Regions from separate parts of the Homo sapiens genome. Here region 1 is linked to region 2. A link is an interaction called in ENCODE POLR2A ChIA-PET data of the cell type or tissue named here. Cell type or tissue: OCI-LY7. All regions are shown on one strand.

Region 1 (5,000 bases), 80 kb before region 2:
AAATGATCACAAATTGGTTTGCCTTAAAGTTCAGAAACCAGTATATTCTTTATTTGTTGTGTTTTTGAGACAGAATCTCACTCTGTTGCCCAGGCTAGAGTGCAGTGGCACCATCTTGGCTCACTGCAACCTCTGCCTCCTGGGTTCAAGTGATTCTTGTGCCTCAGCCTCCCAAGTAGCTGGGATTACTGGCGCACACCACCACACCTGGCTAAGTATTGTATTTTTAGTAAAGATGGGGTTTCACCATATTGGCCAGGCTGGTCTTGAGCTCCTGACCTCAAGTGATCCACTCGCCTCAGCCGCCCAAAAGGCTAGGATTGCAGGCATGAGCTACCGCACCTGGCCCAGTATATTATTAAGAAAAAAAAAAAAGAGGGTGACTATATTACAAAACAATTTTCCTCTTTACAAAAAGATGTTGAATGAAAAAAACATTAAGGAAGACACAGAAAATAGCATTCAATCTACAATAGAAAAAGGAAACTGGTATCAGATTATTATTAAAACAAAGATTTTATGTGCCTTTATTTCCTCTACTCTACTTTTTTGAGAAGAATATCTCAGCCCCTCTTCCTCTGTCACTCTTCACCCATTTCTCTTCTCACGCTACAGGGCTCCATGGATTATTTCTTTCAGGCTTAAAGTCTGAATTACCATCTACGTGCTGAAGACTTGCAGATTTCTATTGTCTGTGCATCTCTCTTCTCCAGACTTTTCATTGTTACATGGCTGTCACTATTTATCTATTCTCCAGTTGATGGACATTTGGGTTGTTTCCAATTTTTTGCTATTATGAACAATGCTGCTATGAATATTCTGTGTGTCCCCTGGTGTGTCAGATCAAGAGATTCTCAAGAATATATACCTAGAAGTAAAATGGCTAGATTCTAAGACAGACATGTCAATTTTACTAGATAGTACCAAATTGTATTCCAATGTGATGTTCAAAATATCTGATTACTTTGTGCCATCACTAACAGTGTTGTTAGACTTGTTTATTTTTGATAATCTAATGAAAATAGAGTGATATATTGTTTTAATTTGCATATTTCTAATTACTAATAAGATTGAATGTGTTTCATATTTGTTGGCCATTTATATTTTTTCTTTTCTGATATGCCAATTCATGACTTGGGCACATTTTTTCCTCTAGAGTTAGCTATCCTTTTTTGCATGCTTTCAAACTCTTCATTCACGCTTAGTAAAATGAAACTCAATGAGGATATGTTACATGGGAAAGGTAATGTAGTTAGTAGCAGAACTCAAAATTCATAGTAACCAGTATGTGGGATTTGGGGGAGGGAAGCAATTTATATGCAACTAATATCATTTCCTTGTGTGTTACATATTTTTTTCTAAAGTGAACACAAGTGAAATATTAAGTTTCAGTGACACTTAAGATTGTGTTGCCAGGCATGGTGGCTCACGCCTGTAATCAGCAAAGGAGACCAAGGCAGGCAGATCGCTTGAGCCCAGGAGTTCTAGGCTAGCCCAGGCAACATGATGAAACCCTCTCTCTACAAAAACAAAAAATAAGAAAAAGAAACCCAAAAATTAGCCGGGTGTGGGGCACATGCCTGTAGTCCCAGCTACTTGGGGGGCTGAGGCAGGAGGATCATCTGAGCCCAGGGAGTTTGAAGCTGTAGTGAGCCATCATTGTGTCACTGTACTCCAGCCTGAGTGACAAAGTAAGACCTTGTCTCAAAAAAAAAAGAAAGATTGTGTTTGACACTTAAGATTGCATATGATCACCTCCTTTCTGAGCCAGACAGACATGGGCTTTGCAGGCCAATGAGATTGGAATGCTATTCCAGGGATGCTACACTCAGAGTGAGTCTTGAGAAGTCACAGGTCTGTTCATTATATTGGCAAATAACTAAGGAAATTTTCCAAACAAACTTTCCACCAATCCTGGAAACTCATATTTGGGGGATGGAGTGTGGAACTGTGTAGTGTAATAAAGATGCCCATATGAGTCTGATCTGTCCATTATTTTGGATGTATCTACTCATTGTCTAAAGTGATTGAGACACAAAACCAAAATAAAGTGAATTTCTTATTGTCTGTCATGAGTACCACAGGCGGTACATAAGATAATTTCAGATGATTCATGAACATTTTCTGTATTAATGGGAATATACTTATTTTGATGTATAATAGAAAAATACAAAAAGAACATATCAGACCTGTGATATGATTTCTTTTTTTTTCTTTTTAAAATTTTTGAAAGAGGGTTTCACTCTGTCGTCCAGGCTGGAGTGCAGTGGGTGATCACGACTCGCTGCAGCCTTGATCTCCCAGGCTGAAGTGGTCCTCCCACTTCAGCATCCCAAATTGCTGAGACTACAGGCACGAGCCACCACACTGGCTTCTTTTAGAATTTTATATCTAACTTTTATCACCACACTTTATCACAAAGAAAAAGCCACAATAATAATTATTTTAATAATAGAACACATGAATAAAGATGAAAATAATTTGGGGTTTTTAACCTAGAAAATAAGACTAAGGGATGAATTCAAATGAATGCTAAATTATTTCAAGAAAAATACTGAATGTCCTCTATTCCATAGAAGACACAGAATGATAATTATGAAGAGCTTTATTAATTATAAATAAAGAAGGCTTTATCAACTATAAGGATAAAATATAGTATTTCAGGGCTGGGCACAGTGGCACATGCTTCTAATCCCAGCACTTTGAGAGACCCAGGTGGGCCAATCGCTTGAGCTCAGGAGTTGAGACCAGCCTGGGCAACATGGTGAAACCCTGTCTCTACACAAAAATGCAGTAATTAGCCAGGCATGGTGGTGCATGCCTGTAGTCCCAGCTACTTGGGAGGCTGAAGTGGGAGGATCGCTTGAGCCTGGAAGATTGAGGCTTCAGTGAGCCATGATTATGCCATTGCACTCCAGCCTGAGTGACAGAGTGAGACCTGTCACCAAAAAAAAAAAAAAAAAAAAAAAGTGTTTTCGTTCTTAAGAGCTTTGAAAAAAGATGAATGAGGAGGTAACCAATTTTTTAATAATAATGTCCTATCTTCCATTTATTACTCAAGAAGTTGTATAGATGAAAGAAGCTAAAGTACCTCCCCTAAAATTATTAGGATGCAGGGCAGCCAAAGAAAGTAGAAGAGGGGAGAGACCTTACAGCCCAGTATCTCAGGACTATGACTTTTCTTTTTTTTTAAATTTTGAGATGGTGGACTCGTTATATTACCCTTCTGGCCTTAAACTCTTGGTCTCAAGTGACCCTCCTGCCTCAGCCTCCCAAGTAGCTGGGATTACAGAAGCGCACCACCATGAGACCTTTTTTAAAAATATATATATATTTTTTTAAATTTTACTTTCAGTTCTGGGATATATGTGCTGAACATGCAGGTTTGTTACATAGTTATACATCATCACTGGTCATTAGAGAAATGCAAATCAAAACCACAATGAGATACCATCTCATGCCAGTTAGAATGGCAATCATTAAAAAGTCAGGAAACAACAGGTTCTGGAGAAGATGTGGAGAAATAGGAACAGTTTTACACTGTTGGTGGGAGTGTAAATTAGTTCAATCATTGTGGAAGACAGTGTGGCGATTCCTCATGGATCTAGAACCAGAAATACCATTTGACCCAGCAATCCCATTACTGGGTATATACCCAAAGGATTATAAATCATTCTACTATAAAGACACATGCACATGTATGTTTATTGCAGCACTAGTCACAATAGCAAAGACTTGGAACCAATCCAAATGCCCATCAATGATAAGACTGGATAAAGAAAATGTGGCACATATACATCGTGGAGACCTTTTTTTGAACTAACATCAGTGATCACTTGGATACACTGTTTATGTGCCTTATTGCTTAAGACAACTACATCAAATCACTACTGAATGACTTAACAAACTGGTTTTTATTCCAGGATTCAGATAAGTATGGTATTGTCATTTGGTTTTGCTTCAACATGCTCAATTACTGTTTGCATAAAATTTTGCACTCATTAAGAATTGGAGTAAAAAATATTTTTCTTAATTCCATGAAATCCTCAAACTGGGGCCAATTTGAGTGTTGAAGATGGAAGGAGGGTGAGATTGAAAAACTACCTATTGGGTATTATGCTGATAATCTGGGTGACAAAATTATCAGTACACCAAATTCTCTCAACACCCAATTTACCCATGTAACAAATCTGCACATGTACACCTTGAACCTAAAATAAAAGTTAGAAAAAAAAATAATTTACAAAACTAAAAATAAATACTTTAAAGCCAAAAAACAAAAAATAAATAAATAAAATCCTCAAACTGGATTTTTACTCTTAAAAATACTTTAAGTGAGGCCGGGCGCAGTGGCTCACGCCTGTAATCCCAGCACTTTGGGAGGGCCGAGGGGGGTGGATCATTTGAGATCAGGAGTTTGAGACCAGCCTGGCCAACATGGTGAAGCCTCATCTTTACTAAAAAAAAAAAATACAAAAATTAGCTGAGCCTGGTGGTACATGCCTGTAATCCCAGCTACTCGGTAGGCTGAGGCAGGAGAATTCCTCGAACCCAGGAGGCAGAGGTTGCAGTGAACCAAGATCGCACCACTGTACTCCAGCCTGGGTGACAGAGCGAGACTCCATCTCAAAAAAAAAAAAAAAACAAAGTGTATTTTTTTTTGAGATGGAGTTTCACTCTTGTTGCCCAAGCTGGAGTACAGTGGCGCGATCTCGGCTCACTGCAACCTCTGCCTCCCGGGTTCAAGCAATTCTCCTGCCTCAGCCTCCTGTGTAGCTGGGATTACAGGTGCGTGCCACCATGCCCGGCTAATTTTTTCTATTTTTAGTAGAAACAGCGTTTCACCATGTTACCCAGGCTGGCCTCGAACTCCTGACCTCAGGTGATCCACCCACCTCAGACTCCCAAAGTGCTGGGATTACAGGTGTGAGCCACCACACCTGGTTTAAGTATACTTTTAAGCACATTTTAAGAGCAAAATATTTGTGACTTATTGGTTA
Region 2 (5,000 bases):
AATCAGGCTTTATTATTGATGCAAAAATAATCAAAAATGTTTTTGTTTCCCATTCTAGGATATGTTAGATATCAACCTCTCAAAGAAAGAAATGTACATTTTCCTTAACACCTGCTTTTGTTATAGTTGATACTAAAAGTGAAATTATTTTATTCCTTTTATAAAAAATTGGAAAGATACAGAAAAGAAATAAAAATTGTCATTTGAAACCATATTTTTTCTTAAAAATTTTAAGCAATTAAAGTCAGCAAAATAAAATTGAGTTACAGAATTTTTTTTTCCTTTTTTGAGACAGAGTCTCGCTTTTGTTGTCCTGGCTGGAGTGCAGTGGCGTGATCTTGGCTCACTGCAACCTCCATCTCCTGGGTTCAAGCAATTCTCCTGCCTCAGCCTCCCAAGTAGCTGAGATTACAGGTGCTCGCCACCATGCCCGAGTAATTTTTGTATATTTAGTAGAGACAAGGTTTCAACATGTTGGTCAGGCTGGTTTCGAACTCCTGACCTCAGGCAATCTGCCCACCTCGGCCTCCGAAAGTGCTGGGATTACAGGCGTGAGCCACCGCGCCCAGCTGAGTTATGGAATTTTTAAAGATAATTCTGACTAAACTCTTTAACAAGATGTATATTCTCTCATATGTATGTAAGAAACCTAAACTTTAAAAGGCTTCTATTAAGTAAAGAAGGTTAGTTTTCAATGATACATATTTCACTTAACTCCAGTGTTCATATCAAAGACTCCCTTTAAACTTTAGTTACGATCCTTGCATGCAAAGGAATATTTATTTTTAGCTAGCTTAGGCAACTGAGTGTAGTCAATGTTTTATTTCGTTTCGGGATGAGGCTAAATAGAAATATGCTTTTAAAACAGAAACGAGAATCCTTACTTGGATCAATGTAAACCAAGAAGTAAGCCAAGGTGGGATGGGATGGATTGGTAGAGGGAATATAAACTATGGAATAGGTATAAATGTTAGCTTGATAAAATTCACTACAGAAAAAGGAAAAGTAAGTAGTAGGAAAAAAACTGAAAATAAAGATTCATTTGTCACTTAGATTTTTGAGAACTAAGAATGAAATGTTAAAGGAGGAACTGAGGTTGAATATTTCCTTACCAGTCTACATATACTGAGACAAAAGATGTTATAGTGAAGTCAAGCACTGGATACAGCTGAATCAGGGAGAAAGTGAAAAAAGGGCTGAGACAGAAAAAGATTAAGGTATAAAACAGGACCAAAAAAAAAATTACAAAAAGATATTTGATAAGAATAAACATAAAAGAATAGTACATAAAAGTTTGAGGATAAAAGATAAAAAAATAGAATATTGTATTTAATCTAAAAGAACTTACGGCCATATAAAATCTATGGTTCTCTCACCCTCATTAACATTCCTGAAAATCTAGCAAAGCAAGAGAAACACAAATCCTAGGAGCCTTGTCTGTTCTGTGTGATACAGTGTGCTAGGCAAACCCACTGCCAGTGTGGGAACAACTCCAGGGCAAAATGGGATCCATCCCAGAGTTCTGAAGGAAGTGGCAAGAAAATAAACAATATAAAAATAAAATTAAACACCCTAATTACTTCCAAGTTCTTTATTGGGTTGTGGTTTAACATAACCCATCCCCACAATCTCTACTGATTCAATGCTACAATAAAACATATTGTTCAGAAAAGGTAAAATCCTTTGCCAGTACTGCCACAATTACTGTAATTTCAATTCTATCAAAGTTAATTTGTAGAATGAGATGAATACTTTTCTACTATCTGTCTTCTAAGTCTTTCACTTTGTATTAGGTACCTTTTGCATATATCTTTCTGATTTCTTTAAAGGGAAGAAATATTTAATTGTGGACATGCTTTTTTAATGCAAAATAGAAACTGCATAACTTCAGTGAGCAATTTAATTAAGATTTCTCACACTCCTTTCACTCTTTCCCCAAACACTACATTTAAAATGAACTGATCTGTGCTGTGCATGGTGGTGTGCTCCTGTAATCCCAACTACTAGGGAGGCTGAGAGGGAGGAGTTTGAAACCAGCCTGGGCAACACAGCAAGAACTCATCTCAAAAAAGAAAAAATGAACTGATTTGGAAAAATCCTTTAACTACAAATTTAGTGTTATGCCACTACACCATGAAGAACAGAAGCTATCTTCTTGAAAATAGCTATTATTTAAGCAATTTGCATGTATTACTTATTTAACTGAAATCACAAAAGCTGCTTATTTTGAGATGGAGGTCTTGCAACGTTGAGCAGACTGGAGTCAAATTTCTGGACTCAAGCAGTCTTCCTGCTGCAGCCTCTGAAGTAGCTGGGACTACAGGTGCACGCCACTGCACCTGGCAAGCCACAAAATCTTCTGAATTACGTATTTAATTATGATTTTTAAATTTGCTTTGAAGAGATCAAATAATTTGTGTATAGTTTGGCAGGCGGAGTAGCTGTGATTGGAACACAAGCCTTTTTGCCCCAGTAGCTTTAACTACTTAGCCATAATGCTTGGCTGCTGGAGAAGCTAAGTGGTACAGTTATCCAGCATAGGGTTGGAGATAAAGAATGGTTACATTTACATATTGCACCAAGGCAAACTAATTTTAAGATTCTAAAATCTTCCTGTCATACAATAAAAAATATATTTATCACTGAGAAGCAGTTACAGGCCATGTTTTGATGCTTAAATATTGCCCAGGGTGGGAGGGGAAACCTTTGGTATAGCCTTTTTTTTGCTGCGTTCTCAAGGATGTATCGTACAAATAGAAATGTACATCCAAAAATAACTTAAGATAGATTTACTCAAGTTTTGCCAAACGAGTCACTTGTTAACATAGGCAATTTGGCAGTATTTTCTTTGACAAAATTTCATAGTATTTCTCAAACTTGGCATAGAAGTTAAGCATTTGACAAAGCATGACAATGGGTGGAGTACCCTACTGGTTAATTCTATCCTCTCTGGAAAGCTTAACTCCCTTCCTGCCTCCCCAGCTATCTTTTAATAAAAGACTGGGTATAGTTATAGCAGCTGATAAAGTCCTTGTCTGATAATTTCAGTGTCTGAATCATCTTAGGGTTGATGTCTGTTCTCTTATAACTGGGTCATATTTTCTGGGTTCTTTATATGTTGGGTGATTTTGGACCACATCCTGACCATACTCAGCCAGAAAAAAACCAAAAAACTAGACTTTAGGAGCTCAGATTCCATTGTGGAGGAGTGAGCACCTAACAAACCATTCTTCTGCAAATAACAGTTACAAACTTTGGACAACACACACACACACACACACACACACACACACACACACACACACAAACCAACTACCTGAAAACACTGAAGACTGAACTTTGCATATATTGGAGGAGAGTAAAAAATGTGTAGTAAGTAATTGGCTTAGAGTGCATTCCCAGTTTTCTATGGTTTTGTCCTGATGATGGCCACACTGCAGTAGAGGCACAGTAGTGGCTGAAATTCCAGTAACAAAGCCCACTAACATTCTGGCTGGAAGAACCAAGAAGGAGAATGAGATCATAACCATGGTCACCAGAGAGTGAAGGAAAGGAGCCCTAGAGAATTTGAGAACCTTAAATTCTGAGTTTAAATTCAGCCCAAGTCTCTGGCAGTCTCCAGGTTGTGCGAGGCTAAAAGCTTTGCAGCTAAAGCTCTAAGGATTGAATGGAGATTGGAGCTGCCCCTCTCCATAGGAGTGACACTTACCCTGAGCTAATCAAGTTCACTGCCTGTAAAAACAAAACTACCAATACCCTTCACCACTCTAGAAAACATTTTGTCTGTTTCTTAAAATAAACAAACAAAAAAACTCCAAACATGTAAGTACTATATGACCCAATGAATGCACTCCTGGGCACTTCAAAATTTATGTTCACACAGAAACCTGTATACAAATGTTTACAGCAGCATTCCGTCTATAAAGTAAGAAAAAGATAGGAAGCACTTTCTCCTCTGAAGCCATGATTATATCACCTAAAAACGGTTATGGTAAATGAAATGGCTCATTCAAAACTCTCAGTTTTAGCTTTCAGTTTACATAATGTTCTCCCAAGTGACCTAGAATAATTGTGGCTCTTGTCTAGAAATTATCCTTTTTCCATTAACATCTTGTAGAAAATTTAACTTTACGTATCTATGCACACATAACCAAGATAAAGGCAAATAAGAACTTGTCTTCTTTTCTGTTAGCATCAAAAAATCTTAGGGCAGGAGAAACCCTCAAGAAACTGAGGTTAGGCCTTTCCTGAGTAATAAAATTCCCAACTGGGGGCCTCACCAACTTTTTTTTTTTTTTTTTGGCCAAGAAAGAACTTAGTAAAAAATAAACTACCAAGACCTAGTATATTCTTCATGTCAAAGGGGAATGAACATTTATCAAAAAGAAAAAAAGTAGGAAGAAGAGTTTTAGATTCAGCTTTATCAAAAAATTATCACTTTATGCTTACGGCTCAGGATAAGATGAGAAGCAAGAGCTGAGGACAGAAGTGAGGAGTCTCAGGCTGCAGCACAGGTAAAAAAGAGAAAGCAGGAGAGAATGTTCAATTAGCAGAAGCAAGAAGGAAAGCAAGGAGATTCACTGTGGCCATTTGGCCGTCTAGCAGACATACGGTCCAGATGTAACTTCTAGAGAATACAGACAAGTCAGTGGCTCCCTATAATATTATTAAGATAAAATGTAGAGGGAAACATGCTGTCTTTAATGTTAAATAGTCAAGAGAAATTAGGAGCAGAAATAACAATGAGTAAATCCATTAAATATGGAATTACTTAGAGGAAACTAAGCTTAAATGCAAAAATCACACTACTATTGACAAACATAACAGGAAAGAGACAATAAAAGATGCTCGTCTTAGAATTATTTGTTTCCAAAAGGGACTTATCAGGGAGGGAGACAAAAACCACAGGTTAATGACAATGCAGAATGTGTGGAAACTGCTATACAATAGTTTTATTAGGATTCTAAGATATATAGCTTAGAGCATAAGTATATAGAAAG

Evidence for each region. Peaks named below come from ENCODE experiments on the same cell type or tissue, not always from the same donor. Only the 100,000 strongest peaks of a DNase experiment are listed, where the experiment ranks them.
Region 1: POLR2A ChIA-PET joins it to region 2 with 5 read pairs; 2 of 35 experiments call an interaction of 5 or more read pairs at or near these places.

What each region holds. Positions count from the first base shown.
Region 1 is chr2:161,296,113-161,301,112 of GRCh38, reverse strand. No RefSeq gene overlaps it. Among named protein-coding and RNA genes, the nearest start is that of PSMD14, 9.8 kb to the left of the region's middle. In OCI-LY7, no CTCF peak of the experiment used is centred here; no DNase peak of the experiment used is centred here.
Region 2 is chr2:161,215,892-161,220,891 of GRCh38, reverse strand. The region is part of intron 4 of TANK (TRAF family member associated NFKB activator); the gene reads right to left. Among named protein-coding and RNA genes, the nearest start is that of LINC01806, 26 kb to the left of the region's middle. In OCI-LY7, no CTCF peak of the experiment used is centred here; a DNase peak (open chromatin) is centred at 2,321.